2 separate regions of the Mus musculus genome follow, and region 1 is linked to region 2. Evidence: chromatin loops called from intact Hi-C (ENCODE). Cell type or tissue: gastrocnemius. All regions are shown on one strand. Each heading gives the region's core, and the rest is flanking DNA. Links, peaks and the distances in the headings are about the cores only. Region 1 has its middle 21 kb from the start of Srd5a3. Region 2 has its middle 18 kb from the start of Gm32780.

What was found. A loop is a pair of places that touch in the nucleus more often than their neighbours do. Peaks named below come from ENCODE experiments on the same cell type or tissue, not always from the same donor. Only the 100,000 strongest peaks of a DNase experiment are listed, where the experiment ranks them.
Region 1: it touches region 2 in a loop (5-fold over the local background); 18 of 42 quality-filtered maps call a loop at or near these places.

The regions. Positions count from the first base shown.
Region 1 is chr5:76,112,895-76,125,342 of GRCm38, forward strand. No RefSeq gene overlaps it. Among named protein-coding and RNA genes, the nearest start is that of Srd5a3, 21 kb to the right of the region's middle. In gastrocnemius, for the core only: a CTCF peak has its summit at 5,730 (motif pointing left); DNase peaks (open chromatin) are centred at 2,781 and 5,728; H3K27ac peaks cover 1,098 bases.
Region 2 is chr5:76,018,703-76,031,150 of GRCm38, forward strand. No RefSeq gene overlaps it. Among named protein-coding and RNA genes, the nearest start is that of Gm32780, 18 kb to the right of the region's middle. In gastrocnemius, for the core only: a CTCF peak has its summit at 7,750 (motif pointing right); a DNase peak (open chromatin) is centred at 7,759; H3K4me3 peaks cover 319 bases; H3K27ac peaks cover 4,712 bases.

The sequences.
Region 1 (12,448 bases), core at 1,695-9,694, 93 kb after region 2:
GCCCTCTGAAACTGTAAGCAAGCCCTCAATTAAATGAATTCTTTTATAAGAGCTGCCTTGGTCATAGTGTCTCTTCACAGCAATAAGACAGTAACTAAGCAAGGGGGATTCATTTTCAGCTATACAGCACTGTACCTCTAGTTAGTCATGCTTTGGCCATTAAAAGCATGGTAAGCAGATATCTATTAAATGTTCTTATTACAATAAAGTTCAGTCAAATAATAATGTTAGTAAATCTCAGGTTCAGGTCACAAAACATGGAATTTCAGAACATTTTCTTCCCAAAAGAATAAAGCAATCAGCTTGAATTTAAACCACTGCTGTCCCTACCTAATGTTCAGAGTCCATTAAGTAGATTTTAAGTCCAAAAAAGGAAATAAGTAACAATCAATCGGTCACTTTCACAACAGAACTGAAATGATTCAGATCATAATTCAACATTCTTCCTAAGCAATTGTAGAAAAGGTTTGCAGCCTATATCTTCATCCTAGCCACTATAAATAGTACTCTTTTCTGTTTATGGGAGAGGGGGAAAAAAGGTTTCTCTAAGAATGTGGTGTGCAAAATGAACAGCCCACTGGCTCTCTCTTTGTTGTAGAATAGGAGGCAATAGATACCTCTGTCTCCTCAGCTGGACAGCTCCAAATAACCAGAGTGAAACACTGGGCATCAGGCTCAGGAGTTGCTTGACAACACTTTCTTCTTGTACCCTAATATGTCCCATACTACTAGATATGTTAGCAAGTGGCTGAGATTGGCCTGTGGTTCCCTGTAGAGAAGATTCATGTTTTTTCCTTTTGGGGTTGCTGGTCCTTGTCAGGTTATGGGGTATTAGCTAATTATTCCTTTTGGTAAATCTGAGTGACTTGTTACCCCAAGGATATATAGGATCCCAGAATCTAATCTATATAGATCCCAAGAGTCTGAAGTCCCACACAGTAATAACTTTACCAATTAGTGAAGTTTTTGGTAAACATAAGAAAATAACCACCTCATGTCGAAGAAATCTCTTATGCCTGCTTGGAAGCTTTGCCTGTCAAGTACAGATAATTGGCCTATAGCTGAGGCAGGAAATAGAAGGCCAGAATTCTCGTAGGAAGCAAGAATTCTGGGACAGAGCCAGGTGTGGGAGATTCACCTGGGGACGTGGAGGAGCACAAAAGCTTAAGAGCTGAATAGAGGTAACCAGCCAATTGGCAGAACTTAGAATAGAATAATGTGACAATTAATACATGAGCTAGTCAGGGAACAGCCATACCTTATGGCCAAGGCATTTGTAAGTATAATTTGAGTCCCAGAGCTCAATTCTGGGAGCTTGGGAAGAAGAGGAAAGACCCCCCTCACACACTTTTACAACTTCATACTAGACTTGCATAGTGTAAGAGTAGAGATACGTATTCCAACATGCGATGTGTGAGCACACTCATAAACAAAATACTAAAATAAATAAAAATAGTATCTCTCCAGGTGACTATAAAAAAAACAAAAACAAACAAACAAAAAAACCCCTCTTTTTATATTTATCAGCAGACATCCTAAAAACCTGAAGACAATTTGGGCCCCAGGTAAGGTTGCGTGCTTGGGTAGCATATGCAGGGATCTAGACCCCATCCCAACACTGTCCCCTACACACACACACACACACACACACACACACACACACACAGAGAGAGTTCTTTCACAGTCACAAAACAGGTATAGGTATGACACAAAATCTCATAGCTAAAATCTCTGAAAGGCATAAAACTTCTCAAGGAATGTTAGTGTGCTTCAAACATTTCAAAATAAGATCTGAGGAGGCTGGGGGTGGGGCACAGTCAGCAAGGGGTTTGCCTAATGTGCAAGAAGGCTCTAGCTAGGTTCAATGCCCAGGACCACATCAACTGCTCATGGTACGCAGTGGCACATATCTGTAATTCTAGCACTATGGTGGTAGAGGCAGGAGGATCAGAAACTCAAGGTTAGCCTCATCCACATAGAGAGTTTGAGGTCAGCCTTGACTACAAAAGACCCTGACTTAACAACAAAACAAGCATGATGGCAGACACCTTTAATTCTGGAACTTGGGAGGCAGAAGCAGGCATATCTCTATGGTCTATCTAGCAAGTTCCAGGCCAGTCAAAGCTACATAGCCTTGTCTAAATCCAAAACAAAATAGAAACAAGGACAGTGTCCCTGAGGGGCTCTGGATTGGCCCCATTGTTCTAAGCATCTTCTCTAGTTTCCGTTCTAGCAGGAAGCAGACTGGGGAGGGACACACGCCCCCCACCCCATACACACACACACACACACACACACACACACACACACACACACAGAGCTTAGAGAGTGTATATGGGCTTCCCCAAGGAAGACATATTTGCTACAGAATAAGATATGAATACAATGCAAATTAAAATAAAAACAGAAATGAAATGTCATTTCCCCCCATCTTAATATGGTGATATTAGGAAAGTGTTCAATGTTAGAATTTCCAGTGTGGAGGAGGTTTGGAGGAATTGAGCCCTCTTGGACAGCTCGATCAGAAGCATAGTATGACCACACCCTCACAGTCAGCCTTCCACGTGAGAGCACGGCCTTGCTGTGGAATCTCAGCCCTGCCACTTAGCACCTGTGAACTTGACCTAGTATCTTCATTTTGGAGCCTTCAGGCAGGCAGGCCTGGGTAAGTGAATGGAGCTTAGCAACCCGGGCATAGTAGGGAGTCAGGAAACTAATCCTGTTGGAAGCAAGGTGCTGGCTGGCCCTTGTGAGTTGGAATTCAATGAACAGCAGCATCCTGTAGAGACTGCTTATGGTCTCCCATCTGTTCTCCCTAACAAAACAAAGGCAAGGAGATTTCATGTGAGCCTTCACACTACAGAAGTCCACGGTCAAGAAGTCCATTGCCCATCAACGTTATCACCGGACTTTACGCTGGCTGCCCTTGAGAATTCCATTACCTAATGTGACTCTCCCAGCAGCTCTGCCAGGCTATCAGCACAGATGGTATTTGTGTTTCCAAAGGAGGAAATAAAGGTTAAGAAGCTACGGGACTTGCCAGTGTCACTTAGGAGCAGGTCAGAAGGTCAAATCAGTTTCCTGTGGTTGTGGAGCCTCTGTGGGAACACCTCTGCTACTCACCTTATCCCAGTGACCAAGAGATTCCAGGTAGTCAGGGCATGGGACAGGTGGGGGAGGTAAGAAGGAAGTCCTAATTCACACCAGTCACTATCTGTCACCTGCCTGCTCTACAAAAAGGAAACCAAATGCCCATTTCCTCTGTAAGAACGTTCCTTTCAATTAAGCCCCTCACATAATTCAACTCCACTGTGCTTGAGCCAGCCTTGGGCACAGGGTGAAAGCACTCAAAACAGGCCGCTGTCGTCTGCTCTTCTCCGTGAGGAAGTCGGCCCTCTTTTCCAGCTCACCCCTCCTTCTCCAAGCTCACCACACAGGAAAACTGTTCTCCATGTTTGCCTGCGCTCTTCTGAGTACTGAAAGGCTGTCCTGTGGTCATATGCCACCTATAAATTCACCAAAATACATCTTCCTTCCCCATTGAAGTGACACGACTTTCTGGCCTAAGTGGCTTTGTTTCTAGCCAACAACAAAAGAAGGAATCTGATTAGGAAAAGTCTCTTGGACTGGTTTTCTAGATCCTTTAATACAGTTCTTCATGTTGCAGTGAACCCCAACCGTAAAATTATTTCCGTTGCTTCTTCACAACTGTAATTTTGCTACAGTCGTAAATTGCAACATAAATAGCTGTGTTTTCCCTATAGTCTCAGATAACCCCTGTGAAAAGGGTGTGTGAGTACTCGAAGGGGTCTCGACCCACTGCCTTAGAGTGAACTGGTCCCAAGAGTTGCAGGTCCTCGAATGCAGTCACACTCTATTTAGGAAAGGGGGAGGGGGAAACACAGTGGAGGAGGTGGGGAAGAAAGGCACATTCTACCAGAAAATGTACAACATTTTTTTGCCTGTGAACACATTTTCACCTGTGAATCCCCAATCTCCTCACTTCCCGTGTGTGTGCGTGTTTGTGTGTGTGTGTGTGCGTGTGTGTGTGTGTGTGTGTGTGTGCGTGTGCATGTGTGTGTGTGCGTGTGCGTGCGCGTGTGTTCTGCTTGCAGTTCTAGATGTGTGTGTGTGCTCTCAATGGTTCCTTTCGCCGTGCCTGGTGCTTCCTGCCTATTGTGGTGGTGATGGACGCTTAGGAGCTCTGGAACCCTCGAAAATAAACTCATGGCTCTAGCTGCATATGTAACAGTGTGGTGCTTCATCACAGCAATAGAACAGCAACTAAGACACTTTGTCTGAGTCATTAGATAACCCAATGAGAACTAGGACCAGAAGAAGCACTTTGCTCTTGGGCTTTGGTCTAGACAAGTTTGGTTTATGTTAAAAAGGCAGCTTTGTATCACTGAGAATACCTTAGGCTTTAAAAATTAGAGGACAGTTTCTGTTTAGCGTTTTGTTGACTGCCAAGTTAAAGAGAGAGAGAGAGGGAGAGAGAGAGAGCAAGCTTCCTCCATATAATGTAGAAGATAGAATTACTTATGGAGTCAGGCAGACTGGGTGCAAATTCATTCTCTACCCTGTAATAGATGCTCCAGGACAAGTCAGTTACTGTCCACACAGCCGTTTCCTCTTCGAAAGTGGAGGTGATGGGCAGTAACTACCCCATCGCTTTACTGTGGCAGTTGTGCCTCACATCAGTCTCTGTACACAACACCTAAGGTATTTCCTAACCTATATTAGCTCTCACTAGAGAGTTACGCAGACAGAAGACCAACAACAGGCTCCTCTGAGATTGGACACTGGAGCAGGAGCAGTGACACATGCAAGCTCTCCGGGGGACTGCTGTGGCAGTGGCACAAGGCTTAATGGGAACTGGAGGTCAACTTAATCTACACCGAGAGTTTTAGCTAGCCTGGACTACATAGCCAGATGCTACCTCCAAAACAAAATCTAACGGGTGCTGGGCACGTCTTCTTTTTTTTTTTTTTTTTTTAAAGATTTATTTATTTATTATATGTAAGTACACTGTAGCTGACTTCAGATACACCAGAAGAGGGCATCAGATCTCATTACGGGTGGTTGTGAGCCACCATGTGGTTGCTGGGATTTGAACTTCGGACCTTCAGAAGAGCAGTCAGGTGCTCTTACCCACTGAGCCATCTCGCCAGCCCCTGGGCACATCTTCTTAAGACTATGTTTTATTATGAGAAGACATTCTTCCGGAAGATGCAGTCTCTTGGATATGGTGTGGCTGGAGTAGGGATAAGATGACCCCGTGGAAGTGGAGGTTAATGACTGCATGCATTGGTTCCTTTCCAGAAAATGTAACACAAGCCTCACAATACTCCTTGTATTAGGCAAAATGGAAAAAGAAATACTTTCTTTTGCTCCATAAAAAATTTTACCAAGTTATCTGAGCCTGACAGAAGCTCGTGAGCAGTTTTCCTGCCTCCATTGTTATTCCATTAAACATCTGGTTATCAAACCCGGACCAAGGATATTATATAATTGGAGATCAACTTTATACCTTGCCCCCAAGAACAGATAACATTTCCTTCTGTTGGTCCAGAATACAGAGCACATAAGGCTTACCTTCCATAGATCATAGTAACGAAAATTACAGAATGAACAAATCAAGAAGGGATTGCATAGGTAATATTAAGTTTGCTCAACCGTTTAAAAACAAGTTTCAGGGAACAAAATACAGGGCATTAGCGCCATCTGCAGGCAGAAGTCCATTTGAAATGGGAGGCGGATGAATCATGAGAAAGGGTACTGACTGATACAGGTGGTGGTACAGGTGGCAGATGTGGCCCACCCTGCATCCTCCAGTAACACCCATGTGGCTACTGAGCATCTTCGGTTTATGTTGTTTCATTTGAAATAGGATCTTACGACACTCAGGCTGACGCTCCTGACTTGAACTCCAGATATCCCTGCCTCCTTTCCCTGACTGCGGAGCTCACAGGCATGAATTCCTTCAAGAAGCTGATATCGGGAAAGTTCAAACTGAGTTGTTCCATAAACACAAAATACAGAATTTAGAAAGTATAAAGTGGAGAAAAGGCTGTGAAACGTATTGAGTACAGTGTTTATATTGTGATTACAGTACATACGGCTACTTCACTATTATTACAACTATTATTTTTACCTACTCACTGTGACTGCTAGAGATGTGAAAGTTCACATTGACACATACATATATTAAGTTCATAAATAAATATTTTTTTAAATTGAAAGGGTTGGCAAGGGGTCAGCAAGTAAGGTCATTTGCCACTAAAGTCTGACTTCCTAAGTTCAGTCTCTGGACCCTCACAAATATAAAGAAAGAACTAATTCTCTCCTTCTAGTCATTTGTTTTCTGACTGTCACATGTGCATACACACACACACACACACACACACACACACACATATATATATACATATACATATATATATATATATATATATATATAACACAAACCTGTTATATATATACACATATATACATACATTTGTGTATATATACATGTATATATATATGTGTGTGTCATATATATGTATATATATATACACACACACAGTAATGGCTTATATACATATATATGACTAAATAAATGTAGACATATGAAAGTTAGTATATAGCTCACACCATCTGTTTACCAGGTGACACCAACTTCCGCCCTACTTTGCAAAATGGGGGCCACAGACAAGCTGCAGGCTCACATTCGTTACCCAGGAGCTGGTTAGAAACACAGACACTCAGGCCCCCATCTTCGGTCTACCGAAGCAGAACTTATAGTTAAGCCAAACCCTGGGGTGACTCTTGTGCATATTGTGTTTGAGACTGGCTAACATAATCCAACCTCCTGGTAACTCAGAGTAATGGCTTGTCTGTAGTTATCTAGCTGGCTCCCCTAAAATCTGATTCCCCAGTGGTGTTTAAAGTACTGCATGTCCCCCAGCCAATACTACCTCACCCAGCATACCACTGATCTCTTCAAGGTACACACACACACACACACACACACACACACACACACAATTGCTACTGCTACACTGGGTGGAGGAAGGGCACTTGAAAAGGAAAAGGAAATAAAATATTTTTTAGATATGTAAAAAGATACCATGTCCTTGGGAATTTTCATAGCATATTCTGCATTTGTGCAAACCGCTCACTTACATAAAGAACCTGTGCTTTCTAAGCCTATTGCTACAAATAACATACTTCAACCAAGAAACACAGAGTTTGGAATAAGACACATGTATCCTAGCTGCTGAGTAAGTAAAGACCTGTAAAATCGATTCCTCCACACTATGTAGACAGGAGGAAGGGTTGCCATTTTGACATGGGGCTCCTTGCAGGAGTGTCTTATCCACTGGAGGTCTGGGTTCTCACAATACAGTTAGCACATACAAAACCTTGAGACAAACTTTATCAGATGAAAAGATTTATTCTGCTGATGGGGTTCTACATCTAGGGAACCCTGCCAACTCTTACATTGCCACATACAAATTCAAGAAAACACTATAGCTTGTGATGAACGCTGCTTTCATGCCCAAAGCCCCTTGTAACCAGGAGCACTGTTAAAAGAAAGTTCAGACTCACACGATGCTTGATAGACAAAGGACAGTGTTGCATGGAAAGATGAGGTCTCCCTTATAATAATATTGGTGGATAATTCTTAGGGGAGACAGGGCTTGAAGATTATTTCATTCGTTTTGCAGAGATCTTCTTATGATCTTGGTTAAGCCTAATCAATTTCCCGTATACAGCACATGCAGTCCACTCCTTTCTCTCACAAAAGATCAGGTTTTTTGCATGTCAAATGGAAAATGAGTTCTCTTGGGAAGTGGACCTTTGTGCCATATGGACTGATTATACCAGAGAGGATAGGAGATACATTTACGACGTTCTGTTTAATATGATGTAAGGCGGAGAGGAAGGAAGGCTTGCCTCCCACTCTCTTCCTCACAATTGTCCCATTTCCTCATGTTTTACCCATTACTCATGTCATGTTTTGTCATTAACCTAAATAAAATAATAGGACTCCGGTCCCACTTGATATATAAAATAATAAACTCATGATGAACTAAAGAGGGATGGTGGTCACATCAAATTGTTAAAATAGTAATAGCAACAGAAGTACTAGACTCGAAGTTTAACTTATACCTATCATTGACTTGGAGTGAATGCACACTGACAGCATTTCTTCTGTTCACAGATGTGCACCCACATGTTAACACCAGGCACTGCTGTGGGCACCAGAAGCACAAGAGGAAACTGAGCAGCTCCTGCCATTTGTCTTAGTGAGAAAAGACAAACAGTAAGCACACAGTAACTAGGTGCAAAGAAAATCAGAATGTAGCCAGACACGTGAAGAGCAAGGGGAGGAAGATGGAGGAGACAGCAAAAACACAGTAGATATCTATCGCCTCATAGGGAAGACGGCGTGGTGCACTGAGCCACACATAAAACCCTACTAAAAGTTGAACAACATAAAGCCAGGCCAGCCAGAGTGGAGCAGACACCATTAAGATAAAAGAAGTTGAGTGTGGTGAGACAGTGATGCACACATCTAGTCCTAGCACTCAGGAGGCTGAGGCAAGAGGGTTACAAGTTCAAAAACAGCCTGGGCTACTAAGCAAGACTGTCTATTAAATAGATAAATGGAGTAGGGAGATGTCAGCGGGATAACAGCATGGGGATGATTCTGAGTATGAGAAAAGGCAGGCTTCAGAGATTCATCTGTGATCCAGCATCGTTGCTGCAGAGAACCCTTGAGCTGCTACATAGGAAATCAAAGCAAGTGGGTGAGACAAGCTGGAATTCCCCATGTGCTAATCCTAGTGATAGATGCTTATGACTTGGACCAGGATGTTGGTGCTGATGCTGGAGATAATGAAATAGCATTCTTTAAGTCCTGGGGATTGAACCTAGGGCTTCACACATGCTAAGCAAGCAACCTAGCACTAAGCTATATTCCCAGCTCTAGAAGAAAATTTAAAATGTTTTGAATAAATTAATTATTTTAAATTGGCTAGATGAGAATAAAGTTCAAAGGGAAGGTTAGGGTGGGAATTTTTGGCATGAAATCAGTCTCTGGGACTCCACAAGATCACTTAAGGACAAGCAAAGATGGAGAGAAGTAGAGTTTGAGAGGCTGAGTCTTAAAAGAGCCAATACTGGGTTTTGTTTAACCATCCAGATCTTTAGAAATGTCACTTAAGTGAAATGGCTGTCTCTTCGGCCTCCATGCAAAGTGTCTGCACTCCTCACTAGGTGCTTTGTACTGGAAGCTGCCCGATAAATATTTGATGAGTGGATCGATGGATGGATAGATGGATGGATGGAGGACTGGATGAGATCCAGGCATTGTGTGGAGGCATTACCAAAACCAAGGCAGGAAAGGTTGGAGGACCATCTCAGTACCTTTCTCCACTGTCATCAATCACTGTTCTATCTGCTTTAAAGAGTTTGAGAAGGGAATGGGCTGTGAGGCTCACCAGATTCTGGGCTCTTACTTTCCCAGAAGCCAGAAGTTAAGTAAGACTGTCACATGAGGCTAGAAAATTGACAGGGAGGTGGTTAACCCTTCAGACCTCAGAATTTTTATTACATGGTCTTTTATGACTTGTTTCTGTGGGCTTGTGTTTTTCAAATCCTACTTTAATACATGTAATATGTTTTAACTTCCCTTCTAGCCCACCATCAACCAGAGGCAATGGAGGAAAAAAAATGGTTAACAGGACAAAGGAGGAGGTGGACCTGTTTAGAAATAGTTGCTTGAGGCAAATACAATCTGTGTTGTCAGGATATCAGCAGTTGAGTTCACACAAATCAAGAGTAGTAGCTTGATCCACTCACAAACATCATTCACCAATCGGCAACAACAGTTCAATCCAAAAGAGGCTCTGTCAATTGGCCTGAGTTCGCAGAAGCTGCCAGAATGCCACCAAAAGTTCTTTGGTGTGTGTTTCTCTATGAATTCACAACAATCAACGATCAGCAAAGAATGGTAAGGCGAACCTATACCACACGGCGGCATCATCTACTGTCTGTTGGGTTAATTTATACTCTTTCCAAGCATGGCATGTTCTCTCAAGCTCCCACTCTGCAAAACACAACATGCCCTTTTTCCAGGCTGCTTCCAGAAAAACACCACTTGTCTGCTCTCAGCAAAATATTCTCCCATGTGTCTGCTTCAGAAAAAAAAAATCTTCTCACAAGACAATTTCCAGAAAACATTACATGACACAACTGAGTCTCCAAAGAAACCAGAAATGTCTACTTCAGGTTTCTATCCCTTAGAATGTAATCAAGGAGTATCTTTGTTGTCCTATGTCTTGCTCCACATGGCCAGATATTCTATTGTATACACATACTATCTTTAAAATCTAGCTGTGCACAGAGACCCTCTGAAATGTTTATCATGAATAATGCTGCCATGGCATCTGTGGATATATTTGTATGTGGATGGATCTGTTCTGTTCCAGAGGGTTTATGGTTAGGAGTAGAAGTGTTAGAGCTAATAGCTCCATTGCCTATCTTTGTGAGGGAGTTTCAGACTGTTTTCGAGGCTCATGACATTCCCACCAGTATGTGGGGTTTTAGACTTGCCCATATTTTGGCTAACACTGGTTTTCATTTTGTTTTTCTTATTTTAGACTCCTCGGTGAGCATAAAGTATCACTTCCTTTAGGTTTTCCTTTAGGTTTTTGATGTGCCTATTGGCCATGTATAGGGTCTCACATATGCTTCTTCTGAGCCACACCTCTGGGATGAGGCTTCCCTTTTTGATAGGCCCACAACATTCATTAGTGGTGAGACTTTGAAAATTTTAAATTGAGTTCTCTCTCCATGGTTCCTCTATAAAATGACCATAACTAGGTCTGACCTCAGGAGGTCCAGGTTTAAGTAATTTAATATATCAGACACTTGTGACAGGTCAAGGTGATTAGAAAGCATCTTGTGTGTGCTAGCTATTGTCTCCAGCTGAGTTGCAAGCTGCTTTCTTCCAGAACTTCTCATTTCTTTGGAAGATCTCTGGGTGATTTCTATGTCTAATACCACAGCCCTGGCCTCCCCCCCCACTGCCCTCCAGAGATGCTGCTTTATCTACTCTGCTTTTATGTACACACAGGAAAGATGCTTCAGGGTATATGGAACAATTCCTTGCCTGCCATATATACAATGTCTCATCATGGTTATCTTATTGAAAACTTATGTATGTATGTATGTATGTATGTATGTATGTATGTGTGTGTGTGTGTGTGTGTGTGTCTGTGTGTGTGTGTGTGTCTGTGTATGCAGGTGGGTGATATAGGTCAATGGTAAATGGCTTCCTCAATACCTCTGTACATTATTTTTCATTTACTGGAGTTTCTTTTGTACAAAATCTCTCACTGAACCCTAAATTCATAGAGCCCACTGACTCAGATAGAATGGGTAGTCAACAAGCCACCTCCAAAGGTGGTCCTCCTTTCTCCAGTTTGCCAGTACTAGAATGACAAGCACATACACAAGACCCATCTTTCTTACATGGGCATTAAAGTTCACACTTCGGTCCTTACAATTGTACAATAAACACTTTACTGACTGAGCTATATCTCCTTACCCCCTTGCTTATCACTTTTACAAAGAACCTAACTCCCTAGAAAAGAGTCTGGGTTTTATACCCTGCTAGTATATCCCTACAGAATCTATCAGAGGACATGTAACTGACACAAATGTCTTGAAGGAGCATGACAGTGCAGGCAGGAGAGAAAAATATATCCAAGAAACATAGAAGGTAGAACTAAGGAAGAAGTTATAGGATACCACAGTGAGACCTCAGAGCATATTGAGATGTACCTGCAAGTGTCCAGAGCAATGGCATCCATGACAGGCCTAGGCCAGAGGAGAGAACTCATCTAGCTGTAGAGCTTTTCAGGCATGGTAGCTCTAATTCCTTCTCCATCCCCTCCCATGGCGGCCTCCTTAGAGAAGTATTGTTCTCTCCTTTTGCATCCTTCTGGCAAGGCAAAGCACCCTCAGGCAGTGCCTGGGCTTTGAAAGTGAACTAGCTCACAGACACCAGTAATCACAAATTCCACATCCTGCTTATGAACCATATTAATTTGATAAGAATGTCCTCACAAATTGCCACAACTGGGTTGCTCAAACCATTGGAAACATCTGGTAGCTTCTTCGATCATAGAACAGAAGTAGCTCAGAGCAAGGTAGCAAGAAGTTATCAGATTAAGAATATCTTTTTCTGGCTGGACAAATGGCCAGAAGTGAAGAGCACTTAGTGCTCTTGTAGAGGACCTGGATTCAGTTCCCAGCACCCTTATGAGAACTCACAGCTCTCCATAACTCCAGTCCCAGGGGATCCAATGCCCTCTTCTGACCTCCACAGGCACCAGGTATGTATGTGGTACACATATACACATGTAGGCAAAACATTCATACATATACAATA
Region 2 (12,448 bases), core at 2,948-10,947:
CTTCCCACAACAAAAGTACTGCACTATTCATATACTTCCCCACACGGTATTACAAGGCCGAGCAGCAAACTTGGTATTCAGGCTTTCTCACCCTGGTTGAGGAGGGGGCCCCTTCCTTTGTATATTTTAGGGGAAATTAAGGAATTTTTTTTAAAAAATCGCTCCTCAAGACAATAGCTGCCTTGGAAGACCATTGTCTTCAGGCAGAATGCAATTTGTTTTTTCTGGGTATAGAAATCTTTGTCTTCACATTCTATGTGTGAGATTTCTAATGTCCACACCCTCCCCCTCATGTTTTCCCACCCCACCCATGCAGGAAAAGGCATGTTCTAGTCCCACCAGACCATTGGCATGCCTTCAGAGAGACTTACTAGGAAAAAACAGATAAAAAACACAGAGTAAATTTCAAGCCATCTCATCAATGACAATAAGAAAATAATGTTTATTTTTAAAATAGACGATTGCTTGCTAGCCCAATTTAAAATTAAAAGAAAAGTCTTTAGAGAGTAGATAATCTCAAAGTTACATGTTCTAATGAGATTTGAGAGAGGGCAAATGGATGCTGAGATGTTGGTACCCAAACCTCCATTACATTGGCAATGAGCCTTACTTGTCTCATCACTGAAATGGGAACAGCCTTAGGGTCAACATGTGTGGTTAAATCAAATGAAATTGTGTGTGTAAAGTAAAATGACTATAACACAGCACTTGCTCAGAGAATATCCCCGACACACATATAGATGAGCTACTGTCAACCAACAACAGTCAACAGAGGAAATGCTAAAACAGAGTGACAGTAACTGCTACTTACTGTCTGCCTGTAGGCCCAAGATTATGTCTTTCAAATGATTATAAATATCACCACTCAATGGTGTCATCCCATAGAATTTGGAAGCATAATCGAGTCGTAGGAGTAGCAGAAAAATTGCGGGCCACCAACCCAATGCCCCATGCAGCAGCTGTGTACTGGACAGCAGTGCCCAGTTCTTCACCCTCTTCGATGTCTCTAAAGATAAGTGTGCTATTGCCAGTGGGGCAGGATCCTTCCTTTTTAGTTCTGATTGCTCCAATTCTTCCCTAACTGCACATATTAATTTCTCTTACCTCTATTTCTCATTTATTCCTTATATTTTTCTTATGATGTATCATGCACAGTGATCAGAAAGTATAACAAATATGTTAAACACTTAAAGATCTCCACACCCTACCACAGTCTCCCCAGAGGTAACCCCTGTTACAATGATTTTTCTATTTTACTGCTTTAGACATTTTCTATCCATACACATACATAAATGTATACAGGTGACTCTCGTGATAAACAGCTTTTCTAAATTTAATTTTTATTGCTTCATAGGAATGACTCCATGATCCTGGCCTATGGCCTAATGGTTATGTATGGACAGGGAAGGGTAATCACTATGTGCCCTACCCATGAGACTCTCACTAGCTCTGGTTTGATCTTCTGGTGTCACAAGGAAGAGACCAAGTAGTTTTAAATGATACCACGTGTGAGAGTGGGAGATAAGGTGGCCACACAGTGCTTGTCTCACAAGCAGTGGGATGTGAGCTCAATCTCAAGAGCCCATATGAAAATACCAGACATGATGGCACACACCTCTGAGAGAAGGTAGCAACAGAAGGGTCCCTGGAACCTGCTGAGCAACCATTCTAGCCTCACTGATGATTTCCAGGCCAGCAAAAGACTCTTTCTCTAAGGAAGTAGATGACACCCCTAAAGATGAAACACAAGATTGTCCCCTAGCCTCTACAAGCATGCACAACCACACATACACTTTAAAATGTAGACAGTAGAAAGAAAGAAGGAAAGAAAGAAAGAAAGAAAGAAAGAAAGAAAGAAAGAAAGAAAGAAAGAAAGAAAGAAAGGAAGAAAGGAAGGAAGGAAGGAAGGAAGGAAGGAAGGAAGGAAGGAAGGAAGGAAGGAAGGAAGATTGGTCTATGTATGGATAGATAGATAGATAGATGATAGATGATAGAAGGAAGGAAGGAGAGAAAGAAAGAAAGAAAGAAAGAAAGAAAGAAAGAAAGAAAGAAAGAAAGAAAGAGAGAAAGAGAGAGAAAGAAAGATGATAGATTGGTAGATAGATAGATAGATAGATAGATAGATAGAAAGATAGATAGATGATGGAAGGAAGGAAGGAAGGAAGGAAGGAAGAAAGAGAGAGAGAGAGAAGAGAGAGAGAGAGAGAGAGAGAGAGAGAGAGAGAGAGAGAGAGAGATGCTACTATCATGTCTAGGCAGTGGTTCTGGCCAGTGAAACACATGAAGACCATGCCTCATATCCTAGTGGAAGGTCAAGGATACAACTCATTTTCCAGGTAGCTAGCCAGCTAGATAGCCATTTGTAATTTCTCTGGACACTTGAGAATAAAAATCATACCAACTGGATGGGGATCAGGGTAACCAGGACCATTCATCCAGGGTGCAGATGAAATGGAGCATCTTTTATATAAACGCTAAAGACAATTGAAATTTTAACTTTTTCTCTCCTTCTTAGAGAGTCTTACTATGTAGCCCAGGCTGACCTAGAACTCACTGTTTAGCATAAGCTGTCCTCAGATTTGTAATCCCTCTAGATACAGTAATTCATGTATCTGTAATCCCAGCATGGATTACCGGAAATGGGAGGCATAGATCATAGATGGAAGAATCACCAAAAACCACAGGCCAACTATGAGACCAGCGGTCCTGGCATGCACAGTAGAACACCACCAGGGGCTCTCTCTCAAACAGGGTAGGAGGAGAAGAGCAACACCCAAGGCTGTCCTCTGATGTTCACACACACAACCCCACTCACATACATGAACACACACACACACAAATTATGATCCTGCTGCCTCAGTCCTCCAAGTGCTGGTATTATAGGCGTAAGCCACAGTAAGCCGTAAGCTTGGACTTTCCTTTTGCAAGTCATGTCCAATAGCAACAAAATGGCCTCTGTTGAATCAGTTTTTGTTAAGACCAAAATAATATGGAAGACCAACCATTATTACATATTTTTACGCTGATATTTCCCTTACAAAATGAATGTTTTACCCTTAGTTGCATTGGAGGAGGAGGAGGAAGAGAAGGAGGAAGAGGAGGAGGAGGAGGAGGAGGAGGAGGAAGAGGAGGAGGAGGAGGAGGAGGAGGAGGAGGAGGAGGAGGAGGAAGAAGAAGTTATTTCTGGCTCCCAGTTTCTACCTTGCTCTCTGCTTCTGGTCCACCAATTTATGAACAGCCCCATCTTCCACATGCTCCATCACTATGACACTCTGCCTCACACTGGGTTAGAGTCAGTATAACCCAGGACTATGGACTGAACCCTTAAAACCTTGAGCCAAAACAGATAACCGCTTTCTATAAGTTACCTTTGGTATTTGGGGTATAATGAAAAATCGAATTTTTTTTAACTTAATTTTAATCTAAATTAGTTTAACGTAAGCTAGGACTGAGTAACAGGACTGGGGGGGTTGTTTAAGATCATTCTAGTAACTTCTTTGTTTGTGGAAGAAGAAATGCTATGGAAGGAAGGGAGCCAGAATGCGAGCCAGCAACTGCTTTGCAGCCACTGTGCTGGCATTTTTTAAATGTCTACTTATTAAATCATAAATGCAGCACCCACTACCTCTCTGACACCAAGACACAGGCTTGAGAGACAATCTCTTATTCAAACAGTTTGCCAATCTATCAATTCACAGAACCCATTGATGAGCCACCAAGGTCAATATTCAAAGCTGCTCCAGACGTACGGGAGTGTGATGGCAGGAGGCCACACAGAGGAGGAAAGGGGAGCTTTTCACTCAAAGTCTCATTTGACTAAGAGGTGGGGCAGGAACCTGACTCCCTTCCTTCCATCAGGACCCCAGGTTCACCTTGCTTTGCCCTCACATGAAATCTGGCATTGGGAAACTTGGGACAGTCTCCCTCTGTGACATTCTGAAGCACATGGCGTCTGAGAGCCACGGCAGATGTGACCATGACCTCTACAAAACTCTGGCCACCTGTGACTACTTCCTCATGCAGGGACCATCAACACGTGTTTCAGGTTCCCGATACAATTTTAAACAGAGACAAGCCACTGCATTCTGTATAAAGACACATTTTGCATGCATGGTAGAGTGACCACCAGCACTGCCCGAGGCACTACCAAAGCTTTCTAAGTGCTGTAGCATTCCTAATTGCATGGGATCAAGCAACACCATCAGCAGGTAGGTTAGAAGCATAGTCCTTAGCTGAGGGAAGCAACGAGCAAGAACCTGTGTAGGCAGCCAGCGCCCTTTCTCCTAAATCAGCTGACTGTCTCTAGTTGTTTCAGAAGCAACCGTAGGGCAGGCCACCACCTTTGCAAGTGCAGTAGAGAATACTGCCTTGGTACTCGGTTAGTAGCCGTGCCTGCTAGCAGTGATGCCCCTCTCAAGGTGCCTTTGAGATCATTTAGACTCTAAGGAAGTGTTCTAGCCCCGTGGAGTCACCCACCACCAGGGCCAGCAGGCAGCCTGGCTCAGGTTTCCTTCCTTGGTGTTTTCTTATCTGTCTCCCATGATGGCGAAGCCTGAGTGGGGTCAGGAAGCAGCACACCGCCTCTGTTTTTATTCCCGGTGTGGAAATTTTCTAATTATAGGTCACACCGAGAGTTTCCATTCTCCCCCACAGCCCTTCACCTTGTTTATGTAACTTAATAAGCAAAGACTCAGAGCCTTTCTTTAAAAGACTTAAACTAGGGAGCTTTTAATGAGGAATCAAACTCATTCTCTTATCTTTCTGACTAGTTAATAGCTGCCTGTTATCTGCTTTGTCTGCAGCCGAAATGACAATCTCCTTTCTGCTTAGAGTTTTACAGTCTGATTACGCCCTGCGTTTCCTGTGCCAGCCGTCAAAAGCAAACACACACACACACACACACACACACACACACACACACACCAAATAGAGCTCTTCCAACCTTCATAGAAGATAGGATACATCACAGAACCAAGAAATAAGCGTTATAGAGTTAAGATAGGTAAATCATGGTGCCAGTTTAATAAAGGAGCCCATTAAGAGAAAACACAGAGGTTTCAGACCGTTGCTATTCTTTGGAGAAGGCAAACTATGGGCTAAAAGTTTTTAAGAGTTGTATTCAAGTTGTGTAAGCAAGTCTTCCCTAAATCAGCTGCCTAAAGAGAAGGCTGTGTCATCTTCACCTGGAATCCACCAGAAATGGACTCAAGAACAGAATCTTTGGGGCAAGCTTCAGCAGTAGCAACAATGGAACCTAGAGAAAGCATGAAAAGTTCGTTTGTGGCAGATACTTCCTATATAGCTAAGACCGGCCTCAACTGTGAGATCACCAGGCCTCAGACTCCAAAATGCTGGGGACTACAACCTTACACCACCACGCCCACCTCTCAGTACCTTTACTATAAAAGGTAAAGCCACATTTATTAAGCCATCTTTTTGGTTTTGTTTTTATTTTTTTTAAGCCAGGAAAAAGCTATGGAAGAAATCAGCTGATCTTCTCTGCCAGGGTGTGTGAAGAGAATTCTCTTTTACAGATCAGCTGAACAATGAAACCTACTGAGGAAATGTTAAAAAAAAAATGTAGAATTTTAGCAAAGGCCCCCAACCCTGAGGATTGGCACTGATATTGAACTACTATAAAATAAACTGCTTGATTATCCTCTAGGGTCTGAGGAATGTATCTACGCGAAGGGAAATTAATTTAAGAAGCAGCCTGCCAAGTGGGCTCGGGGAAGGTGTTTTCTCTTCAGGAAGCTTTAGCTGGAGCCCTGAAGCAGGAAGGCAGGATTCAGAAAGAAACCAGCAGATCCCAGAGACTCAATGGGCTTCGTGCAGCAGACACACCATAGCTTCCTTCTCCATGTGGGGAAGAGTAGTTGAGGGGCCGTGGGGGCACGGAATGAATGCCATTGGACCATCCTTATCGCCATTATCTGGAAATTCCCAAGCACCGTTCACTTAGGGGACATTTGAGACTTAGACATTCTCCAGGCCGTGGGTTTCTTGACATCTTTTAAATTTCTGTTCCATTTTGATATGTGGGAAAGCCATACTACAGGGTCTCAGCTGGACTTCAGGATGTTCTTCCATGTGGAGATATAACAGAGAAAACCATCTGGTGTAGGAAGTGCCCGTCTAGTTTAAAGCCTTTATGATTCTATGAAAGATATATACTGTTATTATTAATTGGTATAAATATCTCCTGTACATGGATAGCTCTCATCAGCATTTATACCTACTATATTATTATACTTTATTCTTCCTGAGCATCACACCTGCTTTCTCTCCTTCTCAACACCCTTCCCCCAAGCCCTTTATAAAGCCCATTCTCTTAGGACCTAATCTAAGAATTCATCCAGGTCTGACATATATACCTCTGGGTGATTTACTAAAGCAAATTGTAAGAAACTTGCTAAGCTCCTAGAAAATTAATCAAGAAAATATTCAGGCTCATGAGGGGGAGGGAGGAGATAATGAGATTGCTAACCTACAGGTAAAAAGTAAACACCGTGCTCTTTAACACCTCAACAAGTGGCTGAGGTCCCCTGAGCCAGTTGAACCATTGCCCTGAGACCACAGCACACTAATGGAGACTCCAGGTCCACCACCAGCTCACACCATGTTTCTAGGCAAATTAGGTAAAAAAAAAAAAAAAAACAAAAAACAAAAAACAAAAACTCTTTCCTTGAGGAACTTCCATTTTTCACCTACTAACAACAACAACAAAAAATCATTATAATATAGTAGTAACGTTTAAAGGAAACCTATTTCTCTGGGGCAGGAGAGATGGGAGATGGTTCAGCAGCTAAGAGCACACATTTCTCTTGAAAAGGATCTCAGTTCAAATCCCAGCACCCATATTAGGCGACTTACAACTGCCTGTGACTCTAGTTCCAAAGGACCCAATGCCACCTTCTGGACTCTGTGGGTACCTGCACTCACATTCCCACACACGGATACACACATGTGCACATAATTCATATTAAATAAATAAGTAATACAATCTTTTAAAAGATATTTAACCTTCTGCTCAGGCTAACATTCCATGTAAGTATATATGAATAGGTTATGTCTGTGATGGAAATTATGCTCTGTGGACAGCCCTTTGTTCGGTCCATAACTTCCCCAGTGGTACTCACACCCGGATCATCTCTTGGATTTGTGGCTCTCAACACAAATTCAGAGAAGCTCTGACTTCCGTGCATGGCATCTAGATCAGCTCCAGGCACATGGTATGTTTTCCATAGTCGTTGAATGAATGAATGAATGAATGAATGAATGAACTAACCAATGGAATACTTCCTTAGCCTAAGAATCTACTGCAAATTCCTGACCTCATGTACAACAGGCTTTATGTTAGACATTTGTACACATTCCCTTGACCACTCAATTCTACCATAGTTACTCTTTGCCAAGTCATTTTTGAAGTCCTTCAACTGGTAACTTGCAAACCTGACAGGTCTGTCCTGCCCCAGGGGCTGCTATATCCATTATGAACACAGGACTTCCTGTATGGCCAGTCCAAGGGAGAAAAGGCACAAAAGGCCCATAATCAAATTCCCTTTTTTGCCTGCAGAGACAAAGTTATTCTCTGTATTCAGCCTAGACATGTAAAGAGATCTGTATTGACAGAGAAAACCAGGGATTTTTGTTGTTGTTGATGATGGTTGGTGTGTTTTTGTGTTTGCTTTTTTGTTTTGTCTTGTCACCTGTGAAGGTAACCCCAAGACTTACAACATCGTCTGAAGTGTCCCAGCCACTAGATGGCACCGAAGCTCAAATGTCACAGCACTGTAGAACACTTCAGCCATGTCTTAAAGAAGATAATAATACCAACAATAGCCAAGGCATCACTAAGCACTTGCTAAGTTCCAGGAGCTCTTCCAACATCAGTATGCACACCATTCTCTTGAATCGTTACAGCCCCTCGAGGTAGGTCCTGTAACACATCTATCTACTTTACAAAGAAGCTGAGCCTGACTGGCAAGTGTCTTAGCCAGGATCACACAGGTGCAAAGAGGCAGAGCAGAGACTGCTAACCCAAGTCAGCAGGGTGTGAGGGATGTTGGACTCCCCAGCCCAACATCCCTCACACCCTGCTGTTTCCTCCTCCAGAAACACTGACCTCTGACCTCGGTGTGCACATGAGCCGTGGCCACCACGGATTATTTTTGAAACCCCACAGTATGGAAAAATCCTCTCTCTGAGGGGAACAAATGAAACTCTCTTCAGGCCACTAGAGCACATTAGGCGCAAGCCAAGATTTATCTGTTCTCATATTTACTCAAGGGCGCAGCCTCCAAAGAACTCACCCTGGTGGTAAAGACCTGGATTACCGCCTATCCAATTTGGCTGCAGTATCATGTGGTGGAGGGTGCCCCAGGAAAAGCAGGAGACCTGGTTCTCCTTATTCATCCCAGGATGTAGACTATTTCTTGGCTTCTTGAGGGCCTGGGACTATATTTGCTAAAAAAAATAAAGACCAGTGGGATAAGGATATACTGCCAAAAATAGATACATTAAATAGAGAATAATGTGTGCTTTCCTCTTTCCAAGATGTGTGTGTGTATCTGTGTGTGTGTGTGTGTGTGTGTGTGTGTGTGTGTGTGTGTGTGTGTGTGTATCTGTGCGTGTGTATCAGGTGTTCACCTGCTGTTGTCGCTCAATGATGCGGTATTTTATGCTCTTCCCGGCTTTAAAACTAAGTAACTGCTTTGATCTTCCTGGTTCTTTTCTTTTATAACCAAAGCCTCTTTCCAAAGAACCATTTTTAAAACCCACATCTCACCAGAGCTGCTCTTCCTGGAAGCAACCATTCGCCCCATTATCAGTTCCTAACATAGTGTGAGGTCTTTCTCCACTCACATTCAACTGGCATCTTCTGCCTCAACAACTCCCGCTCAGCCCCCTCCTTCACCCTGAATAGACAGAGCAGATTCCAACCTCTAACTACCTTCATCTTTCTGTCTGCATATCTCTCTGCACCTGTTGGGACTCCACTGTCACCATCAGAACCTCTGGCCTTTCTAGGCTTCCTGACATCCTTTAGAAAATGATTCCCCCAGAATCTCACAGCAGAGAGATGAGAACATCACCTAAATCAGACTTCTCAGTCCTTCTCATCTTAAACTTTGCAGCCTGAAAGACATCTGACCCTATAGTGTTGGGATTGACTCTTCCCTGAATTCCTTAGTCTGAAGAATAATTACTGCCAGCCCCTAACACAACCTGGGCACACAACTCAGGCAGAGAAAGGAAATACTGGGATAAAGTGTGGAGCAGAGACTGAAGGAAAGGCCATCCAGAGACTGCCCCACCTGGGGATCCAGCCCAAACCCAAACACTATTGTGGATGCCAAAAAGTGCTTGCTGGCAGGTGCCCGATATGCTGTCTCCTGAGAGGCTCTGCCAGAGCCTGACAAATACAGAGGCAGATACTCACAGCCAATCACTGGACTGAGCACAGGGACCCCAATGGAGGAGTTAGAGAAAGGACTGAAGGAGCTGAAGGGGTTTGCAACCCCATGGGAAGAACAATAATATCAACTAACCAGTACCCCTGAGAGCTCCCAGGAACTAAACCACCAACCAAAGAGTATACATGGAGGGGCCCATGGCTACAGCCACAGCAGAGGGTGGCCTTGTCTGGCATCAATGGGAGGAGAAGCCCTTGGTCCTGGGACTCGATGCCCCAGTGTAGGAGAATGCCAGGGCAGGGAGGCAGGAGTGGGTGGCTGGGTGAGGGGAGCACCCTATAGAAGCAGGGGGATGGGATAGGGGACTTGTGGAGGGGAAAACTGAAAAGGGGATATTGAAATGTAAATATATAAAATACTCAATAAAAATTAAAAAAGAAAGAAAGATAGCAAGCAAAGGGCCCTATCATAAGAAGACCAAGGGCTATCGGGGCTTGAGAGTCCATGAAGATCCAGAGATTCCCAGCTTTGCCCTGCTTTTTACCTCTCTGCTGAAAAGTTGGGCCTCTGACAGCTGTCACTGTGGAATCCCAAACTAGCCTGTGACAAACAATGGGAAGTGTGACAGTTCCCCTGCTTAGGGTTTTGTGTGTGTGTGTGTTTTTCTTTCACAGGAAAAGCTTGACTGTGGCTGAATCTATGTTTAGACTGTTGTCTTTTGTGTTTGGTTTAGTAAACTGCATTTCAAGGCCCCCAGGATGTAAGCTATACTCATTACCTGCTCAATTTCCCCTCCAATAAGATTTTCACATCAGAATGATAAAGGACGAAGCCAAGCCCTGTGGAGTGTTCCTCAGTTCATGGAAACCGGAAGGGAGCCCAGCCATCTTCCTGATTGAAGAGCCTATCCACATAAAATAAAGCCAAACACGGGTTTCTTATCTGCCATGAAAATACGGTACTTTCCTTTTCTGTAAATTTGAGAACAATTTGAATCAAGGGAGAGGGGAAGGATCAAAGAAAGAGAAAGGAGGCTGACAGCTGGGGGGCCCTGTTTACCTACTCTGCCCTCCTCTCCCTGCAAGGAGTGAGCTAGTTGCAGCCTCAGCAGTAGTCAGAATTGTGAGGAAAGTGTTAGCCATTCTGAGTACTTGGTTAGGGCCTCCTGGTAAGAGTGAAATGAACAGCTCCCAATAAAGGCTAACAGAGAGAGCATCATGCACTGGTATAAATCATGACAGGAAGCCATTTCTCAGCAAGGGGTGCTCAGGAGTGCCTTCCCTCCACAGCCCAGCTACCCAGTGTTGTAAGAAGAACTCATCTCTAACATAAGTATCTGTACACAAAGGCACAGTCTGGACAGATGGAACACTTTTCTCAGGCCCTCTCACTGGCTAAATCCCAGGCTACTAACCCTATCCCCACCCCATGCCATCTCCACCCCACCCCCATCCTCATCCCCCATCCCCACCCTCATCCCTGCCCCCATCCCTACCCCATCCCCCTCCCCCCTCCTCTTCCATCCCCCCTACCCCTGCCCCACCCCCATGCCCATCCCCACCCCACCCTATCCCTACCCTCTTCCTTATCCTACACCATCCCCATCCTCACTCTCTTCCTTACCCATCCTCACTCCCACCCTCACCCCCATTCCCACTCCCACCCTCGCCCCAACTCCTGCCCAAAATGTCATATGAAACAAATACAGAAAAATAGGAGAAGGTAGACCCTTAAGAGATCTTAGACCTAAGAAACTGGGCTCAGGACTGAAATTCCTTACATAGGTTTGACATGACATTAAAGAATTCAGCAAAGTGAGCATGCCAGTGGCTACAGATCTCAAAAAAAATAAAACGCCCTAGCAGAAGCTAGCCCTGACTAGAGGAAAGGTAAAACCTAGCAAGACACAAATCTTTTGAGAATATCCATTCTTCCTCGACCAACAGCATGGCTGCCCCAGCTAGGATCCAGCAAAGGCTCAGTGAGGGACCCAGAATTCACTCTCTAATGACATTGGCAAGATGACTTCTGTGACTCAAACATTTATGTTCTCTCCTCAATTCACATTGAAACTTGATACCCAATAAACTGTACTAAGAGGCAAGAATTCTGTGTGGTGATGACTACGGCACCATCTTGGAAGAGCCCATAAGGTCCTCAGATGACACCGAACACACCAGTTCCCTGATCTGAGACCTTAAACCTCCAAGTCTGTGGAACTTGTTCCTGTTCTTAAAAAATTACCTATGTGGTATTTTATTTCAGCAGCATAAATGAGTTGAGACAGGAGCCCAACACCCCCATGCGGTCATGGGGTCAGAACCCAAGGACTTGATCTCTGCCAACTGACAACAGCACACAGACACACGGACACACACACACACACACACGGACACACACACACACCGACACACACACACACATCCACCTGGCAACACAGCACAGCATCAGTGGTGTGCTTGGGTTTTCACTGCAGCCCATCAGTAGGGAGGAAGTCCTCTCCCTCAATGCCAAGCTGAATCAGAGGATGCCTGGGAATGAGTCAGAACTTCAACCATCGTCCAACAGCAAGAGCAATCGCCCTGCATCAGTCCGCACCTCGTAGAAATGAATGTAAACTTACCTCCCCTCACAGCAGTTGTGAGGAACTCCCATTTCAGGTGATACACAAGACTAATGGGAAACACACACTTCCAGCTGGGAATAATAATCCCTTTCCTTCCCTTTCCTTGCTAGAGCTGCCCCAGAAAAAAATGCCAGGCTAAAACACGAGGCCTAAAGAAAACCCAGAGTCTCCTCTAATGTTATACAAATGGCTAAGAATTCCATACTAATTCACCCTATGATTAAGCCTCTGAGAGTTTAGATAGTTGCAGCCCCAAGAGAGGAAATAACTGACTCCCTCATATATATATCTCTCTCTCTCTCTCTCTCTCTCTCTCTCTCTCTCTCTCTCTCTCTCTCTCTCTCTCTCTCTCTCAACAGAGCCACAGAGGCCAGGAGGAATTGGCACCATAGGTCTCACGCTTTGA